Regions from separate parts of the Homo sapiens genome. Here all the other regions are linked to region 4. A link is a contact called in ENCODE Hi-C or POLR2A ChIA-PET data. All regions are on one chromosome and are shown on one strand. Each heading gives the region's core, a stretch centred on a gene start or an enhancer-like site at or near the end of the contact. The rest is flanking DNA. Distances are from core to core; before and after follow the strand shown.

Region 1 (5,551 bases), core at 2,411-4,910, 330 kb after region 4:
CATGGAAAGGTTCCAATACACATCCTTGTAAATTGATACTTTCCACAACAATGCATAGTTTAAGTGGGATCAGTCACCTGGTGGTCAGATGTGTACAAGTCACAGAGGGTGAGACAGTTCTGCTCAGGAGCCCGGGAACCCAGCCTGATTTCCTGTTTCAAAAATCACACCTGTGAAACTCTATCCAGGTGGGAAACTCTTCTGGTCCAGTCTCCTCGAGCCATGGTTCATTATCAAGTTATTTCTCTGGGTCACCCTGAGGTCATCTCCTTAATTAATGCAACAGCCAAGGGAGGCCAGGCCCAGGAATTTAGCTGGACAGGCTTTGCCTAAAAGTCCATAATAACACCTCATCTTTGTTGAACACTTACTATGTGCCAGGCACCGTGCAAACAGCCTTATGTGCATTCGTTTATTTAATCCTCTAATGGCCGTCTGGAGGAGCAGCTACAATCATCCCCATTTAAAGATGCAGAATCTCAGGCTTGTCAAAGCCCAGTCATTCATCCAAGATCACAGCTAGGAAGTGGTGGAACCAACATTCCAGGTCTTTCTGACTCAAGTGCCTGAGCTGTTACCAGGATATACTTCACAGAAAATCATTAATCCCACATTTCTCTCCCATGTCACATGTGTTTATATTGCATCTGAGAACAAAAGGCGGTTTAAAATTCTCCCTTTTCTCACCTGCTGAAGAGCAGCACAGCCTGTGGCCGGCCACTAATCAGGCCCTACCTTGCTCCAAGTTTTCCAGAACACTCCTCAAATACTCTTTATATCCCATCATTGTTTACCCCAATTCCTGCTCAGGATTTTTTTCAGCCTTTCCAAAAAGAAGCACAATTTAACAATTAGTTTAAATCACTCTTAGCTAAGAATCCTCTTTTCAGGGGCACGTGGTTGGAGCAAGAGTGCCACCTGGTGGAAAATTTGGGTCACTGCCAACACACATTTCTTGGGCAAAGGTGGTTAGGCTGGACCTGAGCAGGGCTCCCACTGCCTGGAAAATTTCCTGGAGAGCTACAAGAACTAACTCAGCAATGCCCAGGTACCAGTTTTACTGCAATTCACAAGTGTTGTTCAAATACAAGTTTGGGACTTTGAGGGGATGCATTTCTTGGCTCCAAAGAAAGCCCAGAATGGGGATTAGGATTAAGTGAGGCAGAGTCTCGCAAGTACAGGAGTGCATCCTGTCTTTACTTAAAATTTTAATGCTTTATTTATTATGATTTTTTTTTGCATTTTGATTTTTTTTAACTGCATTAAAATATTATTTTTCTTGATTACTGAGTTTTGGGTACCCGCTCGCATTTCGTACCCACGACAAAGGTCTCACTTGCCTCCCCCTAGTACTAGCCCTGCCAAAGCCCTCTGAAAAAGGATTTCGCTTCCTTTCAAAGCTCTGGCAATAAGAAATTGACCCCTGGCTCCTGTCAATTTCCCACACATCTGTCTCCACTCTTCCCCATCTGAGAATGGTCTTGGTCCACTTCTGTCATCACCGCACCCCTTCCTGCTCTAGTTGATACACCAACCCCAGTCGAAAGAAAGTACACAAACCAGCATATACACTCGAGTATAACAAGTGAATAAATGGCAAAAAAAAAAAAAAAAATGTGCCAAACAAACCTCATCGCAGGTTACTGCTCCTTTGGCAGGCAACTAACAAACCAAGCTATAAAGCTGCTTCTGCTTTTCCCAGATCCAGGACCACCAAGCCACAGGAAATCAGGGCAAAGGGCACTTGTCAACACTCTGCCCTCACCCAAACTTGGCCATAGCCCACGAAAGGTCAGCCTAGTAACATTTCTTCCTCAACAATGTCCAAACTTAATGCCAACATCAGGCCAGGTCGCCATAAAGCTCTATATCTGGGCTGGGTTATTCCAGTCCCCTGGTTCACAGCCTAAGCCTGGTGGAAGGTCTTTACCTGTAATGCATGAGTGGGCATTGGGGGTTGCGAACATGGTTCTGGAAACCTCTGAAATTTTACGCAAATTATGTGCTTATTATTTTCCTCCCATTTTCGAAGGAGGCTTTGACTCTATAAAGGGTAAGAATCACAACAGTCTTAATAAAGTCTTCAGCCTTTATCAAAGGTCTATGCGAGAAATAGCAACAAGAAATACCTTCCTCTGCGTAGCCTGGTAAAAACAAGCATCAGTGGCCTGCTCTGTAGTATATAAACAGTGTTGGGCCATCCCAATGCAAAGACCCAAGCGTTTCTTAGTGTAAAGAAAAAGGGAGACTTTTTCTCTCTTGATAAACTGGAATCTCACCTGGATATAGAACAGGATAATCCAATATAGAACAGGATAATCCATGTTTCCTTCTCTGCCTTTTGCTGCCTCCTTAAACTCTTTTTCAGCCTTACCATGGCTCTCAGGTAAAGTTCTTTTCTGCAAGCTCTAGACTTTCCTCTGAAATATGCTTTCACCATCTGGGCATCCTTACTCTTCCTGCAAGACCTGGCCCTCGTGTCAGCCTTCTCAACACTACCAGGCAGGGCTGAACACAGTACACACACTTCTGTTATTAAGCAGATTGTTTTTCTGGAATGATCTGCATATGTATCTATCTTCCTCACAAGACTGTGAGCCCAGGAGCACAGGAAATCCAGTCTTATTGGTTTTGGTACCCTCAGTACCTAGCACAGAGTCAGTGTGTAAAAACAAAGTTTCAGTGAGAGGATAAATCAATCCATGAATGAATGAACAAATACCTACAAAATGTGTTTTCCTAAAACATTCTTTGACTTTTTCAACAATGTGTGAGCCTCAGTAATAACGATTGACGGACAGAGCAGACAGACTCCCCCACCACCCCCAATGCCTTCATTTCCCAGATAAGGAAAGTGAGGTTGCAACAGACACCAGCGGCACCGAGCCCAGCAGCTCCCCTCAAGAGCCACACCCAGGCCAGCTGCCAGCCATGCCGCAGCTGTGTTCTGAGAACATGTAGCACCCCCACGTCACTTGGCAGGTATTGCCACAGGCGTGCCACGTCGCCTTGCTTTTCCTTTTCCCTCCTTTTGCTGCTCCCTGGTTTAGGGTCCCCGTCACCTGTGCTCAGAGCACACAGTAGGGAGACAAGTGATTGGGGGGATTCACAGGAGAGAAAGTATGGTGGCTGGGAGATCCTCACTGTATCCCTAGCAAGGTCTGGAAACCTCAATCTTCATGATCCTTTGTCATTAACCATACTAAGGGTCCCCATTACTATGGGAACTTGGTTAATTCCCATTAACCAAGTAATGGGAAACCTGTTGACTCTTTCAACTTATTTCAACATCAGGATACAGAGAGCTGAAGTTCATGCCCAGAAATGCATCACCCATGAACCTAAACAGCTAGTTTTACTCTGCCTCCTCTCACTTGAATTAGTCTGATAAAAACCTCAGGGCGGCTGCTCCAAGCTCTGCTTGTCCCAAACCCATTTCAGAAACTGGAACGTGAGCTGGGCAGAGGGAAGGACTAACCCCCTGCTATTGTTCCGGCTTTGGAGAAAAGACCTACAAGGAAACTCTCAGCCCAATGCAGCTGTGGTGGTTGCTGAATCGTCAGACTTGCCACAAGCAAGATAAAAACTTTAAACAACAAAGGACTTTTCCGTGTTCTGCTGCACGCGGTTTCTTGTTCTGTTTTGGTTTCTCCTGGTGGTGTGGCCTGGCCTGCAGGGTTTCCTGACACTCTGCCCACCGCAGTCAGGAAGGTGCAGAAGCAACGGAACCCCTCACACTGCTTCTCAGTGGCTCTCCTTAACAGGCAAAGGAAACAATTTTTTTAATACAGGTAAATCCAGAAAGGACCTAAGGCTTTGATTCATTGGGGTTTGGTTTTGTTTTTATTTTTATTTTTATTTATTTATTTATTTATTTTATTTTATTTTGAGACAGAGTCTTGCTCTGTCGCCCAGGCTGGTGTGCAGTGGCGCGATCTCGGCTCACTGTGAGCTCCGCCTCCCGGGTTCACACCATTCTCCTGCCTCAGCCTCCCGAGTAGCTGGGACTGCAGGCACCGGCCACCATGCCCGGCTAATTTTTTGTACTTATTTTAGTAGAGACGGGGTTTCACCGTGTTAGCCAGGATGGTCTCGATCTCCTGACCTCGTGATCTGCCCGCCTCGGCCTCCCAAAGTGCTGGGATTACAGGGGTGAGCCACCACGCCCGGCCTATTTTTATTTATTTTAGAGACAGGGTCTTACTCTGTCATCCAGGCTAGGGTGCAGGAACACCGTTGTAGCTCACTGTAGCCTCCAACTCCTGACCTCAAGGGATCCTCCCGCCTTGGCCTTCCAAAGAGCTGAGATTACAGGAGCGAGCCACGGCACCCAGCCTGATTCGTTGTTTGTGAGCAGCAATTTGACCTTCTCTTGTCCACGCCTCAGAATTTAGGTCTCTCCTCTGAGGAACACAAAAACCCACATAGGAAGAGAGAGGAATATTTCAAATTTAGAGCTGAGAAAAGGGAAGTCCCTTTACTCTTCATCCTCAAATGTTTACCCAGTTCATGTGTCTCCCCTCTTCCAGATATCTAGTAGAAATGGGCCACTTGGCCCTGATCACGTGGTTTTCTGTTCTATGTATCTCTTTTCTGTCACCCCAGATTTTAGATATTTCTGTTTCCTTTTGTACCTATTAAGTACAAAATAGATACTGATTAATTGATAATAGCCACCGAAGTCTAAAGCCAAATTAGAGCCATTTTTATTATATAAAAATATAAAGCATTTATAGGCCGAGCGTGGTGGCTCATGCCTATAATCCCAGCACTTCAGGAGGCTAAGGCGGATCATTTGAGCCCAGCCTCGGCAACAAGGTGAAATCCTATGTCTACAAAAAAAGACAAAAAATTATCCAGGCATCATAGTGCACACTTGTAGTTCCAGCTACTCAGGAGGCTGAGGTGGGAGGATCAGCTGAGCCCCGGAGGTCAAGGCAGCAGTGAGCCATGGTTATGCCACTGCACTCTAGCCTGGGCAACAGAATAAGACCCTATCTCAAAAAACTAAAAAAATTATAAAACATTACTACAAGCCAGACCCTTTATTTTACATTTAATCCTCACCCCAATCCTATAAGGAAAGTGTTTTTATTCTGTTTTACACATGGAAAAACCTGAGGCTTGGAGGGGTTAGTGTTTTTTCTGGTAGAGCTACAGATACTAACCAGGCCAAAGTCTCATTCCTAAAATCCTACCATTGCCTCCTAAACCAGCCCAGCTCTTCTCACTCTTATCTACCTTGGATGGGCATCAGGCTAATCCTTCCTTCATCTCCTCCATTTAACCAGCTCTGGACTGGGAACATGGCACAGTGAGATATTTCTCAACATGAGAGTGACGGCTGGCACTCCCTACCATCTTGTCTGTAGCTGAATCCCTGATCAACTCTACTTCTCGCTGTAAAAAACAGACCAGACCTCAGAATCCTTCTCAACACAGCACTCCAGGCAGCCACTAGCAATCAATCAGCATTGCCTTTGATGACATAGCCAGTGACTAATAGAATTTAATTTCCATTTCTTTCCCATCCTTCCTGCCTGATTTCCCC
Region 2 (5,298 bases), core at 1,055-3,554, 450 kb after region 4:
GGCAGCCTCCGTTTCAGCCTAGGCAGAAGAAAGGCACATGGCAGCCTGCAGGAAAGCCTAGGGCCAGCAGGACCAAACCCTTCCCATCCCTGCTGGCTTAACCATCCCCGTGGGTAGAATCACAGGTAAGGCCCCCCTGGAGGAGGAGTTTCCACACCAGCTCACATTCAACACACAAAAACACATACATCAATGTTCACAGCGGTATTATCCGTAACAGCCAAAAGTGCAAACAATCCAAATGCCTCTCGACTGGTAAAGGATAAACCATATGTGATGTCTCTATACAACGGAATATTAATAAGTCATTAAAAAAGAATGGATTACTGGTATGTATTATGACATAATGAATTTTGAAAACATGTTAAATCAAAGAAGCCAGACACAAAAGACCACATATTATATGATTGCACTTAGATGAAGTGTTCAGAATAGGCAAATCTATAGAGACAGAAAGTAGATTAGGGGCTGTCTATGGTTAGAGGTGGACGGCAGTAGATTGGCAAGTGACAACTACAGGTTTTTTTCTAGGGGGACAAAAAATGTTTCAAAATTAGACTGCGGTGGGTCGGGCTCACGCCTGTAATCCCAACACTTTGGGAGGCTGAGGCAGAAGGATCACTTGAGGCCATGAGTTGTAGACCAGTCTGGCCAACATGGTGAAACCCCGTCTCTAGTAAACATATAAAAATTAGCCAGGCTTGGTGGGGCATGCCTGTAATCCCAGCTACTCAGGTCGCTGAGGCATGAGAATCACTTGAACCCAGGAGGCAGAGGTTGCAATGAGCCGAGATCGCACCACTGCACTCCAGCCTGGGCGACAGAGCAATACTCCGTCTCAAAAAATAAAAAATAAAAAAAATTAGACTGTGGTCATGGTCACACAACTCTGTGGATATACCAAAAAATAACCTCACAACATTGAATTGTACATTTTAAATGAACAAACTGTATAGGATGTGAATTATATCTCAATAAAGCTGTTTTTTAAACAAAACAAATCTATCCTTCTAAAAAAACTCCCTCCTCAGAGCTGATCCAACCCTTCCTTCCCTTGCAGGGCTGCCTGTTTACTGAAGCAGGCAATAGGGTACACAGAGGACCAGGGACCAGGATGAGGCAAATAGGCCCCCAGGGTGTAATCCTTAGGAGACACTCACTCTCAAGGTCCTGGAAGTTCAGGGTCCACACCTGCCAGGCCCTGAAAGTGAATGCCTCCTTACATTTTGCACCCTGGACACGTGCTGGCCTCACTCTAGTCCCAGCCCTGATTTTGAGGCTGCTCATGTTCATGTATGTCCACAAATTCTATCCACCTGGAAATATTTTCAAACTACTCGTCATTCACTTGCTTTAAACTCTTCAATGGCTCCCTGGTATAGGTTAAAATTCAAAGGTTAACAGATCAAGATCACTCACTTTGGACATTCTCCTGCAGGCACACAGGCACACACTCTAGAGTTAGACCAGCCCTAAGGAGGAATCTGCTGTCAGGTGCTGTAGCATCGTCATGGGTCAGCTGGTATCAGAACAGGAGGGCAGGGATTCAAATCCAGGCGATGTGACTCTAGCATCTCAGCATCCAAGCCCTCAGCCCTCTTCCCCTCAGCCCTCCTACCAAGCAGCACTGGCTCAGGTGCTATCTTGTGTCACCAATAACCTTAGCTCCAGCCCTCACACAGTGTTATGGACTGGCTGTTTAAACGCCGGAGGTTCACTAGGAAAAGCTCAGTCAGTGTTAACTCACAATTGTTAACAGGCACAAAAATAGCAAGTCGAGGTAAAATCTTGCCATTCACTGTGACTTCCTTGACTTTTGAAATGACAAGCCAAGAAGCACAATGGGGTGTGGGGGCGGCGCAGGGTGGGTGGGGTAGGGGGCGGATGGGGAGGTGATCAAGTATCTTTAACCATAGAAATCCATGAACAATCAGATTCTTGGCTTGCAATATTTTATCTTGAACCTGGTCTTTGTTCACCACAGAAAAGCAAAGTTATACAGAAAGTAAATTAAGAACAATCTTAAAAATCCACGTCTCTGCCAACTGAAGACAACTTTTTTCTTCCGTGTTTTGCCCATGCCCTAAAACCCTGTAGAAAAAGAAAAACATCTAGATTTCAGAAAGTAGCTCTCCATTCAAATAAGTTGCAAATGAGCAAGGAATATAAATATTATAGCAAGATCAAAAACAAAAACACGCAGGGAAAAAAAAAAAAACAAGCACACTTTTCCGGGATTGGAAAGAAACAAGGGCAATCAAGATGCGGGGAGCAACACTGCCACCAAGTGGTGACAGTTTCTCAAGTCACCCTCTGAGGTCCGAATTGAGGTCAACCCTCTCAACGTGGCAGCAATCAGAATCCTGAGGAGTCTAAAAAGAAAGAATTCAGGCCCAGACCCCATCCCCACACTCACTGACAGTGAGGGAGACAGCCAGGAAGGCATGTCTGGCCCATGTTTTAAAAAATCTCCCCAGGTGCTTTTGGTGCACAGATGTCACTATGCTTGTATTTTCCAGCAAAGTTTCACCTGCAGTTTATTCCACTTATCCACTAAAATTTCCTGCTGGTACGTAAATTATTGAAAACTATATATGACACATGTAAATCATGTTTCATGTAAAACATGTAAATCATGTTTCAAATCAGTTCCTAAGTTTTTCACAATAATATAAATTGGTCATCATAAAGATTCAGATTATATACTTCAGTTTAGGCATTACTGTTTATTACTGCTTACATCTCAATTGATATCTAATATCTAATCCACTAGACTTAATGTTACTATAAACTAGGCATATTGACATAGCTACATCCACAAGACAAAAAAAACTTTGAACTTAAGTTTCACTGGACTATTTCTTATACAATGGGTTTCAAATCAATAAATTATTCTTATCTATATTAGGCTTTTTTTTACAAGACATATAAAGTCTGAAAGCTTCTATTGTTGGTGAAATGCACAATATAATCTGAAATGCTTAAAGGAAAAGTATAAAACTAAATTTAATATTGTTCCCTAGCACATAGAGGTAAATAAAATGATTTTTCCCCGTTTCAAAGTTGGGAGTTGCCTTAAAAATTGTTTCTTAATAACAAAGGATTATCTTTTGCATAATACACCCAGAGAGAAAATTATGGAGATTATGTACTACCAGATATCTAGTCAGAAGTTGATTTTCAGCATTTTTTTTTTGTAGGCTTGACAATTAGGTTAGAGCCCACGGCTGAGAAAACAAACGCCCACACTGTGTCTCCTGTGCTCCATAAGAGATAAGGCCTTGCCTCCCTGGAAAACCAAAGGGCAGGAAAGACGCAAAGCACCATACATTTGGGTTCACCTGGCATATGGTCAAATCTTTCTTTAAACCTTACCATGTTTTTAATCACTGCATTTTCCCCATCACACTCACTCTTTGCTTCTTCAGACAGCACAACTCTTCTCAAAAAATATCCCTGATGACTCAGACTTATTTGAGACTTGAGAGACTCCTGGAGTCCATCACTAGAGACCCAGGGCAGCCTGACAGACAGGCCTAACCTAGGATGCATCAAAGATCTGGACTGGATTTCCCACGGTTGTTTATTCTAAGCCCTGCCTCCTCACAGTGGACCTGAAACATCAGCCTCACTGGGGAGCTTGTTAGAACTTCAGAACCCACCCGGACCTACTGCAACAGAGTCTGCCTTTTAACAAGATTTCCAGAAGACTCCAAGCACATCAAGTTTGTAAAACACCGCTCTAAACCATGATCTGAAGAAAGCCTCTTAATCAACAGGTGTATGAGGTCTTCATCTGACAGATGAGACTGCCTCTATCTGCTTTACCTTCAGTACAGGCCAACGATGGCGATCCACAGTGAGGTTCTGAAAAAGAGAGAAGGCTGTCACACAGACGTAAGCATCCTTACCCTTTACTCAGAGGAGCAAATATGTCTCTCTCATGAACAGACACTTCTCAAAAGAAGATATTCATACAGCCAACAAACATGAAAAAAAGCTCAACATCACTGATCATTAGAGAAATGCAAATCAAAACCACAAGGAGATACTGTCTCACACCAGTCAGAACGGTGATTATTAAAAAGTCAAGAAACAACAGATGCTGGTGAGGTTGCGGAGAAGTAAGAATGCTTTTACACTGTTGGTGAGAATGTAAATTAGTTCAAACATTGTAGAAGATGGTGTGGCAATTCCTCAAAGATCTAGAACTAGAAATACCATTTGACCCAGCAATCCCATTCCTGGGTACATAACCAAAGGAATATAAACCACTCTGTTACAAAGATACATGCATGCATATGTTCACTGCAGCACTATTCACAATAGCAAAGACATGGAATCAACCCAAATGCCCATCAATGATAGACTAGATAAAGAAAATGTGGTACATATACACCATGGACTACTATGCAGCCATAAAAATGAATGAGACCATGTCCTTTGCAGGGACATGGATGAAGCTGAAAGCCATTATCCTCAGCAAACTAACGCAGGAACAGAAAACCAAACACCACATGTTTTTGCTCATAGATGGGAGCTGAATCATGAGAACACATGGACATAGGAAAGGGAACAACAAACACTGGAGCCTGTTGGGGGGCGGCAGGGAGCAGGGAGAGCATTACGAAAAATAACCACATGCTGGACTTAATACCTAGGTGATGGGTTGATAGGTACAGCAAACCACCATGGCACACGTTTAACCATGTAACAAACCTGCACATCCTGCACATGTACCCTGGAACTAAAAATAAAAATTAAAAGAAAAATAAATCCAAATCTTAAACACACCCAACCTGCAGTAGCTTCGCTAACGCCACCCTCTGCCTAGTGTATAGTTACCAAGAATGAATGGTCCTTCCACATACTCAGCGTCACACAAGGCATTCACCCTAAGAACCCACAGCACCAAGAGAGAATGCACTTTCTATAGTTTCTGCGGCAGCCAGAAGTGACTGCCACACTTAAAGCATCACTAAAGCCATTTGCTTTACATTTAAACAGGCAGCTTTCAGGATTCTATTTCACGATCTATTTTTATTACAAAAACATTTGCCTTGCCAAGTCTCCAAGTAAAAATCGCTGATTTCCTATTTATCATACAATTTCCCTTCAATGTAGTACCTGCTGTGCACGTGACCTACTTAGTATTTGAGAAGCAGGGACCCTCTGAGGTTCAGGATTAAAACCAGCCCTCTTAGACTTTGCTAACTTAAGGCTGTAATTCTTACAAGAGACCAACTGGTCACTGTTGAATTTAAAAAGAAAAAAAAATAGTCTGGGATTTGGGAATAT
Region 3 (5,264 bases), core at 1,585-4,084, 350 kb before region 4:
CAAGGCTGCAGTGAGCTGTGATCACGCCACTGCACTCCACCCTGGGCAACAGAGCGAGACCCTGTCTCAAAAAAAAAAAAAAAAAGGCCAATAATCTATTTCTCTTAGTTCTTCTGCTCAAAGGTGAACATTTCTTATGTATCTTTTGAGAAAAAAAGATTCATATGCCTCTATCAACATATGTATGTAGACCCTTGTATTAAGTTTCCTGTGGCTACCATGACAAATCACCACAGACTGTGTGGCTTAAAACAACAAAAATTCATTCTCTCAGAGTTCTGGAGGCTAGAAGTTCAAAATCAAGCTGTTCATAGGGTGATGCTCTCTCCAGCCTCTGGTGGCTCCAGACATCCCTTGCATTGTGACTGCAATACCCCAGTCTCTGCCTCTGTTTGCAAATGCTCTGCTTCTCTGTATCTCTCTTCTCTGTGTGTCTTATGAGGACACAGGGTGTCTTCTAAGGCAGCATAGTATGATGCTTAAGTGCATAGGCACTGGGGCCAAACTGCCTGGGTTCGAATCCCACCCCCACCACTGACCAGCAGTGCAAGCTGGAACGATTACCCAGCTGCGCTAAGTGGAGATGACGTGACAGTACTTATCTCACAGCACCTTAATGAGTTAATACTTGGAAAGTAGTCACAGCAATGCCTGGCAAGAAGATAACCTGTGTAAATGGCTAGATTTTATACAATTGATGTCATACTCTTCTTACAGTTCTGCACCTTAATTTTCTTTCTTTCTTTTCTTTCTTTCTTTCTCTCTTTCTTTCTTTCTTTCTTTCTTTCTTTCTTTCTTTCTTTCTTTCTTTCTTTCTTCCTCTCTCTCTCTCTCTCCCTCTCTCTCTCTCTCTCTCTCCCTCTCTCTCTCTCTCCCTCTCTCTCTCTCTCTCCCTCTCTCTCTCTCTCTTTCTTTCTTTCTTTTTTCTTTTGAGCCAGAGTCTCACTCTGTTGCCCAGGCTGAAGTGCAGTGGCACAATCTCAGCTCTCTGCTACCTCTGCCTCCTGGGTTCCAATGATTCTCCTGCTTCAGCCTCCCGAGTAGCTGGGAGTACAGTTGCCTGCCACCATACCCAGCTAATGTTTGTATTTTTAGTAGAGACAGGGTTTCGCCATGTTAGCCAAGCCGGTCTCGAACTCCTGACCTCTGGTGATCTACCCACCTCGGCCTCCCGAAGTGCTGGGATTACAGGCATGAGACATCGTGCCCAGCCTGCACCTTGATTTTCTTCACTTCATAGTATATCCTGAAATCTTTACCCCTCAGCATACAAAAAAACTATATGATTTGCACCAAACTCCTTACTATTATGACTTCTCTTCTGTGTCAGTCACTATTCCAGCCACTTTAAATTCATTATCTTTCCTAAAAGTACTCCCATTTTGTGGATGAATAAATGGAGGTTAAGGGACTTGTCCCAAGCCTCACAGTAAGTGGCCAAGTGGAGGTTCGGCCCAGTACTGTCTGTTTCTTTGTTTGCTTAACTGTCATTGCCATCTTCGCTATTACTTGATTTTTGTGTTTTTGTCATCCCCTTACAGACGTTTCTGAGTTATGACAGCCTCGACAAGAATAGTCTCCTTGTTTCTGAACATTGGTGTTGTGATGCAATCTCCTAATGAGACATGTCAATGTGCCCAGATCTGCAGTGATAGTTGTCTGTTTTCTTAAGACTTTAGTCCACGGTTACTTGAAATTCCCTCAGAGCCACAGCCAGCCCTTTCCCTTGGCTTGTTTCACAAATCTGGTTTTCCAGGGTCACAGATACCTGCTGCTTTCTGGCTGTCTCCTTTTGCCAGTGGAGCAGAGATCCATCCACTCCTTACTGAGCCTCCCCAGGCCTGAGGAGACTTCCTGTTATGTTTGATGAGTAAGGATGAATCACAAGAAGCCAGCCTTTCTCTTCCTCCTGAAAGCAGAAGTGATTCTTACGGAGATGTCCAACTTTGTCATTAGCCAAATTGTAAGGTCTTAACTTGTTGTTGTTTTTTTTTTAATAAAGATGAGATTGTGCCAGACAGTGAGATAAATTATAGAATGATTGTTTCACTCATGCCTTCTGTCCTTTGCAGAACTCAGTTAAGCAAGAAGTCTGGGGAAAAGGGTTTACTGTCCACCAGAAGTCTCTGTTTAACCAGAGACTTCTGGTAATCAGCCTTTGTTGATGTCATTCTGAAATTCTTCTAAATGGTCTTTAGAAAATTGATTTTTAAATTAGTCTTGCAGGATTTCAGTGTTATTTATTATTCCTAAATTAAAATCTAAACCATTTAATAACACCAAATGTTGATCAGAATGTGGGTATGATTGCTCGTACATATGGCTAAATATGTAGTCATAAATATGTATCAACCAGTAAACTTTCCTTAGAAGTTGATTTTTAAAAAAAAACCCAAATTGTGGAACTATACTTATTTTATTTTAAACTATCTCATCCAGCTAAAATAATGCTCAAAATTGCTTGATAAGGGAAACTGCAATTATTCTTGAAATGTTAAATATGGTGATAATAGAAAACAGGCTGTTTAAAATAACTTTCCACTCAGGTGACAAATGTAATAACCAGGCTGCAAACTCTTACAGAGAAATATTACCTTAGAAAAATATTTTTCTTCACATTGAATTGTTTGTAAGTTGCTTCCTCACACGAATTAGAAAATTGGATTACTGGTTTTGTCTGTAGCCCAGAAAAAACTGCTAACTCACCTCCGGACCTTTGAAAGGTAAAAATATACGTAGGAGTAATTCCAGTGTGGGCCAACAGATGGCACCAATCTGTTTCTAAGGTACCGCTTTACTCAACTTTAAGAACTTGTGTTTGTCAAGCATTTTCAATTGTATTTCCGTTCATTTACAAGTTATTTTCTCTTCTTCTGAAAAAGAGATCTTGGTAAGTAGAAAGACTTCTGTGGCTTTTTCACATTATGGCACAGGTGCTTCAAGTAAGCAAGTTTGCTAACCATTCATTATATAGGAAATAGGTAATGTTTCCTTGAAATTTTTGCAAAATGATTTGAAGTGGTTTTTTTTGTAGATGTTGCAAATGTCCTTTGAATTTCACGAGCAGGATGAAGAGCAGCGTCTTTACAGCTGTCTTGAAAAGATAGAAAACAACTAGCGCTTGTGGTGATAATTAAGGAACAAAACTAATGTTATTTATTTCTTCTGATTTGGCCCAGCGAATTTTCTCTTTTCGTCTTTCTCTAGTTTATTGTTTTCAGTAACATTTAACAGTAATTTTTATATACCACTGATATGGCACCTATTTATTATATGTTTTTACAGCAGACGTGTGTTTGATCTCCCTTGTCGTTTGTCACTGTAACAGTTTGCTGGTCTGTGTCTGTCCCTAATTCATAAGCTTTTTGAAAGCAGGAATTATGTCAGTCCTATTCATATTTATATCCCTGGTGCCTAGTGCGTAGCATGGCACTGGCAGAAAAATAGACTCTGAATAAACATTTATTAAATGGAGGAAGTGGCCGGGACCAAGCCCCTTCACAAGCTTGAATCTGGCACAGTGTAGCAATTGCCTTCCTCCAGGTCCTTCCACCTTCAGTTTGACAAATGAAACAATGTTTTTCTTGCCTATTTGTTAACTTGATTATGTGATCTTTCCTCCACTTATTTCACTTAATTTTTTTTCTGCTCTCTTCTTCCTTGTAGTTTTAATTTTCATAGGTCTTGTCTACCCTTTTTTTCTGAAATGTAGCTTATTTCATCTATTTCCTCACCCTTTTTATTTGATGCATTTAAAAAATCAAGAGCATTTACCTGTTTATTTTTACTTTCTTTAAAAAACTGTGAACTCTCTAATCTTCCACTCTCATCTTCCCATTTTTCCCTCCTTTTTTCCCAATAAATAGAAAAGTTACTATCTTGTTCATTTAGTGTATTCCCTAGGAACTGCCTCAGGGTATGAACGCCTCTGGAGGAATATTGCGTTTTTGTGGCAGGATACCATAAGGACAGCTGACCAGCTTTTCCACCTGGTGACTGATTTTCAGTCCCATGAACCCAGACACCGTGGGTCTGGTTGCCGGGGACCTGTAGGGTAGGTCCTCATCTGTGAATGCCAGTTATCTACTATTATCTGAAAGTTCTCCATCTTTATATTTTAATATTCCAAATAAAACAAGCACGTTTCTTTAAATATAAAATATTTTCACACAGCTATAAAGACAACTCTTAAATTGCCTTACGATAACTTTTTTGGATTATAAAGGACATTCAAAATGAGACATTTTAGGGATATCTGAAAGTATAAGAAAGAAAATTAAATTCATCTATAATTCAGAGATTCAGAGAACCACTATTATTAGTATTTGGTATATTTCATCACATTGTTTGTCCTCTAGCTTTTACGTATATGTCAGGTTTTAATCATATTTTGCAAAATTAGAGTCTTACTACATATATAATTTTTTTTTTTTTTTTTTGAGACGGAGTCTTGCTCTGTCGCCCAGGCTGGAGTGCAGCGGCACGATCTCGGCTCACTGCAAGCTCCGCCTCCCGGGTTCACGCCATTCTCCTGCCTCAGCCTCCCGAGTAGCTGGGACTACAGGCGCCCGCCACCACGCCCGGCTAATTTTTTTGTATTTTTTTTTAGTAGAGACGGGGTTTCACCGTTAGCCAGGATGGTCTCGATCTCCTGACCTCGTGATCCACCCGCCTTGGCCTCCCAAAGTGCTGGGATGAGAGGCGTGAGCCACTGCGCCCGGCCATAATTTTCTATTACTGTATTCATTTAACATTATCATTTTTTCAAAGTACAGTATTTGAGGCTATTATTTAATTATACATAACTGATTTAATCATTTTCTACACTAGACATTCTGATTTTTTCAATATTTCATTATGTCATGAGTATCCTTATAGTCATATCTTCTGTGTGTTATTTTTGACTATTTCTTTAGAAAATTCCTTGTAGTGGAATTGCTAAAATAAAGGAAGGTATATTTTTAAGAAATTTATGTAAATTACCAAATTACCCTTTAGAAAGCTTGTACTAATTTTTCATTCCTGCCTAAGTAGTAAATGAGGGTTCTTATTTTAGTTTCCACCTACCAACCTGGATATTATATTTTTTAATTTTCCCTATTTGATAGGTGAAAAAAAAATCTTGCCTTTTAAAAAATCTTTTAAGAAACAAGAGTCCTCCTTTGACCCCCTTCCTCTTTTTATGCTTAAATATCTTATAGTAAAAATAACAGGCATTCTGGAAACCTATTTCTAAAAGCTTTATTCTCTATCTCTAAAAAAAT
Region 4 (5,498 bases), core at 650-3,149:
GCCGGGCACGGTGGTTCATGCCTGTAATCCCAGCACTTCGGGAGGCTGAGGTGAGCAGATCACACGATCAGGAGATCGAGACCATCCCGGCCAACGTGGTGAAATCTCATCTCTACTAAAAATACAAAAATTAGCTGGGTGTGGTGGCACGTGCCTGTAATCCCAGCTATTTGGGAGGCTGAGGCAGGAGAATCACTTGAACCCAGGAGGTGGAGGTTGCAGTGAGCTGAGATCGCGCTACTGCACTCCAGCCTGGCGACAGAACTAGACTCCATCTAAAAAGAAAAGAAAAGAAGTAATTAAATGAAAATGAGATCATTAGGGTAGTGTCCTTATAAGAAGAGGAAATTTGGGCACAGACACAGACATGTCTTCCTTCCACACAGAAGGAAGACCATGTGAGGACACAGGGAGAAGACAGCTATCTGCAAGCCAAAGAGAGGGGTGTCAGAAGAAATCAGCCCTCTTGACATCTTAATCTTGGACTTCCAGCCTCCAGAATTGTGAGAAGAATAAATTTCTATGGTTTGAGCCACCCAGTCTGTGGTACTTAGTTACGAGGCAACCTTAGCAAACGAACACACAGGACAAGAGAATATGGTTGGCTCAGCTTCTGACAGCATTTGGTGTATTTTCTTTGCCCTTGCATTTTCATTTGTCTGTCATGAGCTCCAAATGAGCTGCATACTTCATAGATTGATCTATTTAATTTTTAGGATTCTGTCAATGTTAAAAAATGGAGAAAGTGGATTTCCTTCCACAAAGTGGATCCCTGTGATTTGTGTAATCCATGTGTAGCTCCACTGTGGCAGCCTTGAAGCCCACAGGGCTCAGCCTCCCATTTTCTCCTCCAGCCAAAGGAACCTTCTAGACTTTCCTGAGGCTTGTAAGAGGCAGATGGCACAGGGTGGCTCCATCATGTACCAGACAGTGAGCAACTTAACCAATAACCCTTTAAGATTTCCGTTCCCTTTGAGTCTCCTTACCTTGGTCTTCCTTTCAACCTTTTCCTCCACAGTCAAGGAGAATCTAGGAGCCTTCCCGGTTGCTGGTGAAGCCTAAATTTTTCTTCTTGCTATTTTGCTATAAACACTCCCCTAGGCCTGATTTTCAAAATTGTATTTACCCAGCTTATGACTCTCTACAAGTTCCTCAAGTCTGACACAGAGGGTCTTTGACCCCTCTGTTGATGTGTGGTCAGGAGCTTGCCACATGGATCCCAGCATCTCCCCACACCACCATATGCCTGTGTGAGGGCTGGCTGGCGTTCGACCACAGAGAGGCTTTGTGACTTTGAGGCCTGGTATAATTCCTAAGACCAAAACATTGCAAACATTCCACTGATTTGTTGCTTCTTCACCCCTGGGCCTGGCCCACTCTGTAGCATTTCTGCTGCTTAGTCTACTCACAACACAAGGCTGCCTAAGTAGTCCTCACCTTGGTAGTACTCACCCCTTCCCTAAGTGTCTACAGCTTCGGGCAGTGCTGGCTGCACTGTAAGCCCCACAGAAGGACTCCAGGCTCCAGGTCAACCTGCAGCAGCAGATGAGGCTGGAGCCAGGGAGTGAAATTCACTCAGGCCTCTCTGCAGTGGTCCTGTTTCCCCTTCCAGGAAATAATCCAGTTTCTCAAGAGCTTAAGTGTCTCCATCAAAACTAGCTCAAACACCATCTTCCTGTGGTTTTATGAGGGAGTTTCTTGGAGAAACTGCTCCTAACCTTATATCCTTGAGCACTTCTCATCCAGTTCCAGATGACCTTCAGAAGGTGGTCCCACAAAAGCCAGGGCCATCTCACAGCTCGCCTCTGCCAGGGTGGTAGATTTGAGGACCTCCATGGTGGTGCCAGGTTGGCCTCCTCCCTCTCTGGCAGTCATGATGAAGGCATTCACCTGTCTTGTGTCTGAGCTGAAAGTGGCTCCTCTGCCTTAAACATCCTGGGTGGGACTCAGAACCATAGCCCGATATGGTTGACTTCTCACAGGAAGCCTCTAGTTTCACCCCACAACAACCACAAAATAGGAGTCTACCTTTTCATATCTCCAAAACAAAGTCCACCTCGTAGAGTGCATCGAGTAATGTAGACATTTAACGAGGAGAAGGAGAAAAGGGCTTACATCGCACTCTCTATTCAACACTTTGGTTTTCCACACTTCCTACCAGTTAAATTTCTTCTTCAGCCATCACCTGCTTGGTCTTCCTTCCTCCAGCGTTCCTTCTCCTCTCTGAACCCTTTCTTAGAATGTGTGTGGTCTGCAGATGTTTAATGTAGTTAGTATTTCACGCATGTTAATAAGGTCAAATTGGTTGGTAGTGCTGTTCAAATCTTCTATAGCCTTTCTGATTTTTCATTGTCTACCAGTTTTATCTAGAAGTGTTAAATCTCCAACTATGACTGTGATTAATCAATTTCTGCCTTTACGGATGATTGGGACTCATCAATGTTTTCTCCATGTATTTTGATGCTTTGTGATTAGGTTGCATACATGTTCAAGATGTTAGACCTTCTTGGTTAATGAATTATTTGATTATTATGAAATGTCTCTCTTCATCTCTGGTATTACTCTTTGCCTTGGAGTCTACCTTGATATGAATATAGCAAGCCAGCTTTCTTATAACTATCTTTTGCATGTGCTCTTTTACTTTATATGTCACAAGTCTGAGTCTTTATACTTAAAATATTTATCTTGTAAACAGTATACAGGTGGGCTCTGCTGTGTTATCCAGATTGACTATTTCTGCCTTTTACTTGAATTGTTTAATCTATTTACATTTAACCTAATTATTGATAGTTTGGGTTTCAGTCTGTCATCCTAATATTTGTCTCCTTTGTTCTTTGTTGTCTTTATTTCCTGCCTTCTTTTGAGTGAACCAACTATTTTTTAACTGATCGTTTCCTTTCCTTTATTATATTTTTGTTTTACTCATATCTTTGTGCTATTTTTTGGTGGTTGCTCTAGGATTTAGACATCCATCTTTAAGTTGTTATGGTCTACATTCAAATATTCTGTTACTTCTCAAACAATGCACGGATTTTACCATCATGTACTTCCATTTAGCACCTCTCCTATGAGGGGCACCACCTTCTGTCATGCTGATCGTGTGTGTGTGTGTGTGTGTGTGTGTGTGTGTGTGTGTTTTGGGGTGAGGTCAATCTCATGTGTAGTTGTTCTAGGTCTGGGTTCGTTTGTAACTTCAGTTAGATATAAGTCACCACTGGCCTCCGATATCATTAAGACAATATGAGGACTTCCCCTTCAGCAGATCTCTAAGTGCCAATGAGACTCCAGGGATCCCTTTATGCTCTGTAGTTAACTGGTCAGCTTTCTAAACTGCAAGTGATCTCTTTCTGCTTTATAACCTGACTGCCAGCTTTTGGGGCTGCTGGGGAATTCTCTTTGCTGGTCAGTCTTACCCCTGGATGTTCATGCCTTCAAACACCTCTCTCTCTCAGACCTTTCATCTTGTCCCAGCCCCTGAGGGTTGCTGTGGTGCACTTGGGAGAGTATAGCAGTGCCCTGAAAAGATTTCTTTGGTCCCGTCTCAGCCTGCTGCAGACAGGATGGTGAAGGCTTAAAGATTGGTGAAGGCTCAGAGGGCTTTGGAGAGTTCTATCTCAGTTCACCTGCCCTGCTTCTCCACAGGAACAATCTCTCTCAGCTCTCCTGCTCTGTCCCCAGACATCGACGTGCTAACCCCATGCACTTGATGTGGAAGGAGCTGGCAGGTAGGTGCAGCTCTGCTGTAAGGCTGAGATCCTGGGGTTGCTGCTGTCTTGATAGTCCATATGCAGCTGTTCAAGTTTTGTTGACAATTCAGCTAACTTCTTCTCATTCCTACCTATGGCACATTCTTCCTCCTCCCACCAATCCCACGATGGTCTGAATGCCCATAACCCCTCAGAATTCATATATTGAATCCTAACTCCCAAGGCAACGTATTAAGAGGTAGGTTTTTGGGAGGTGATTAAGTAATGAATGCAGAGCTCTACTAATGGCATTAGCACCCTTATAAAAGAGACTGGAAGGAGCATGTTAGCCTCTTCTTGCCTTTCCATCATGTAAGGAACAGATGGTGCCCTCACCAGACACCATATCTGCTGGTGTCTTGATCTTGGACTTTCCAGCCTTCAGAACTGTAAACAAAAAAATTCTGTTGTTCACAAATCACCCAGTCTAAGATATTTTGTCACGGCAGCCCAAACAGACTAAGACAGATCTCCTGGGATGTAAGCAAATTATGAAAAACTTAGTGCTTTCTGGAATTTAGTTCAGTTAGGTTTCTTTGCATTCTCAGCTCTAGAGTGGGTCTAGTAAATGATCGTCTTGTAGTTTTCCTGGCTTTTTCTCATTGTTAGTATAAGAGTAACCATGTCTTGCCACTTACTACATTCTAACAGGAATTGAAACTCCCTAAAGTAATGTTTTATCTTTTATATGTGACCAAGTTTTCCTTTCTGATAATTTCTAACATCTTTTTTTCTACCCACAGAACTCTGAAATTTCACAATGATATGTATGTTGGTAGGGGTTTTTTGTTGTTGTTGTTATTTATTGTGTTAGGCACTGAGTAGCCTCTTTAAATATATCAGTTCTGCAAAATATTCTTGCAGTATTGCCTTAATAATTTTCTTCCCTCCCTTTTTGCTGTTCTTTTTTTGCTAGAACTCATATTACTTGGGTGTTGAACCTCCTTTCTTGATCCTCTGGGTCTCTTAGCTTTTCTCTCTTCCGTCTATATCTTTTTATTCTACTTTCTTGGAAGATTTTTTCAACGTTATTTTCCAATCACTTACATTTTAAATGTTCATATATATGTATATAATTTCTAAGAGTTCTTTTTGGCTGTTCTCCATTTTTTTTCCTTCCTTTAAAAACATAAACCTTTTTTTGCTTAATGGAAACAAATTCTCTTTGAGAATATAACTTGGAATCATTCTCAAGTTTTCTTTTGTCCCTTCTACCTACATTGTCTATTTCTTCTGAGTTCCTTTTCCATTTCTTTGTTTCCTCGGTTTTTGGGCTCTATCTTTCATGTTTGCTTCTCAAATGTCTGATGATCCTTGGTTGTCCTTTTAGAGTTAAAAGTGAGGCACTAAAAAGCTAAACAAGCTCTGTGTATCTATCTGCACAGGATTTATTGATTTGTGGGATGGACCAAAAGGTGGCTAGATGGGACCCTGAGTGCCAGTATTTCTACATTTATTTTTTTAAATGGTAAGTTCTATAAAGTGGGGGAAGGCAGTTGTGGGTCTCATTGTTCAGAATGCACTTGGTACCCTTTTGACTTCAACAAGATGCTCCTGCTTCCCTTCTGTCCTCCACAGAACCCTCTGGTTTGGCTACTCTGGAGAATAAGCCTAGTGGGGGAGCTTCCTGACTCTTTAGGGTGAAGGTAGGCATCTGAGGATCTGACTACTGTTCATTACAATTTGAACCAATCCTAATATTCAGTCCTACCCTCACTACATAATTGCCAAGGGGGGCTTCCAGTTTCAGAG

The links. A loop is a pair of places that touch in the nucleus more often than their neighbours do. ChIA-PET counts read pairs that join two places held with the same protein, here RNA polymerase II (POLR2A). Pooled maps may share reads with other maps.
Region 1: a loop to region 4 is called in a map of naive thymus-derived CD4-positive, alpha-beta T cell, with 2.7 times the contacts of the local background. The contact joins the enhancer-like site here to the promoter of LINC01259 in region 4. A Hi-C loop is called at or near these places in 2 of 168 maps with a recorded cell type or tissue (mammary epithelial cell and naive thymus-derived CD4-positive, alpha-beta T cell), 15 of 37 single-sample maps with no recorded cell type and 6 of 50 pooled maps. POLR2A ChIA-PET finds 5 or more read pairs at or near these places in 1 of 52 experiments (CD4-positive, alpha-beta T cell).
Region 2: a map with no recorded cell type shows a loop between it and region 4 (5-fold over the local background). The contact joins the enhancer-like site here to the promoter of LINC01259 in region 4. A Hi-C loop is called at or near these places in 1 of 168 maps with a recorded cell type or tissue (GM12878), 14 of 37 single-sample maps with no recorded cell type and 7 of 50 pooled maps.
Region 3: a map with no recorded cell type shows a loop between it and region 4 (4-fold over the local background). The contact joins the promoter of TLR6 here to the promoter of LINC01259 in region 4. A Hi-C loop is called at or near these places in 4 of 37 single-sample maps with no recorded cell type and 7 of 50 pooled maps.

Annotation. Positions count from the first base shown.
Region 1 is chr4:38,175,205-38,180,755 of GRCh38, reverse strand. No RefSeq gene overlaps it. Among named protein-coding and RNA genes, the nearest start is that of LINC02513, 190 kb to the left of the region's middle. RefSeq lists enhancers at 663-722, 1,023-1,192, 2,923-3,192. Within about 2 kb of position 3,660, at least 22 of the 41 ENCODE cell types and tissues checked have a DNase peak (open chromatin) inside an H3K27ac peak, as active enhancers do.
Region 2 is chr4:38,059,189-38,064,486 of GRCh38, reverse strand. The region is part of intron 14 of TBC1D1 (TBC1 domain family member 1); the gene reads right to left. Among named protein-coding and RNA genes, the nearest start is that of PTTG2, 100 kb to the right of the region's middle. Within about 2 kb of position 2,304, at least 12 of the 41 ENCODE cell types and tissues checked have a DNase peak (open chromatin) inside an H3K27ac peak, as active enhancers do.
Region 3 is chr4:38,854,387-38,859,650 of GRCh38, reverse strand. It overlaps TLR6 (toll like receptor 6), which reads left to right and starts at 2,834. Exons shown (of 2, transcript NM_006068.5): 1 at 2,834-2,890. RefSeq lists an enhancer at 1,186-2,385.
Region 4 is chr4:38,506,168-38,511,665 of GRCh38, reverse strand. LINC01259 (long intergenic non-protein coding RNA 1259) reads right to left here and starts at 1,899. Exons shown (of 3, transcript NR_149076.1): 1 at 1,719-1,899. The region is part of intron 1 of LINC01258 (long intergenic non-protein coding RNA 1258); the gene reads left to right.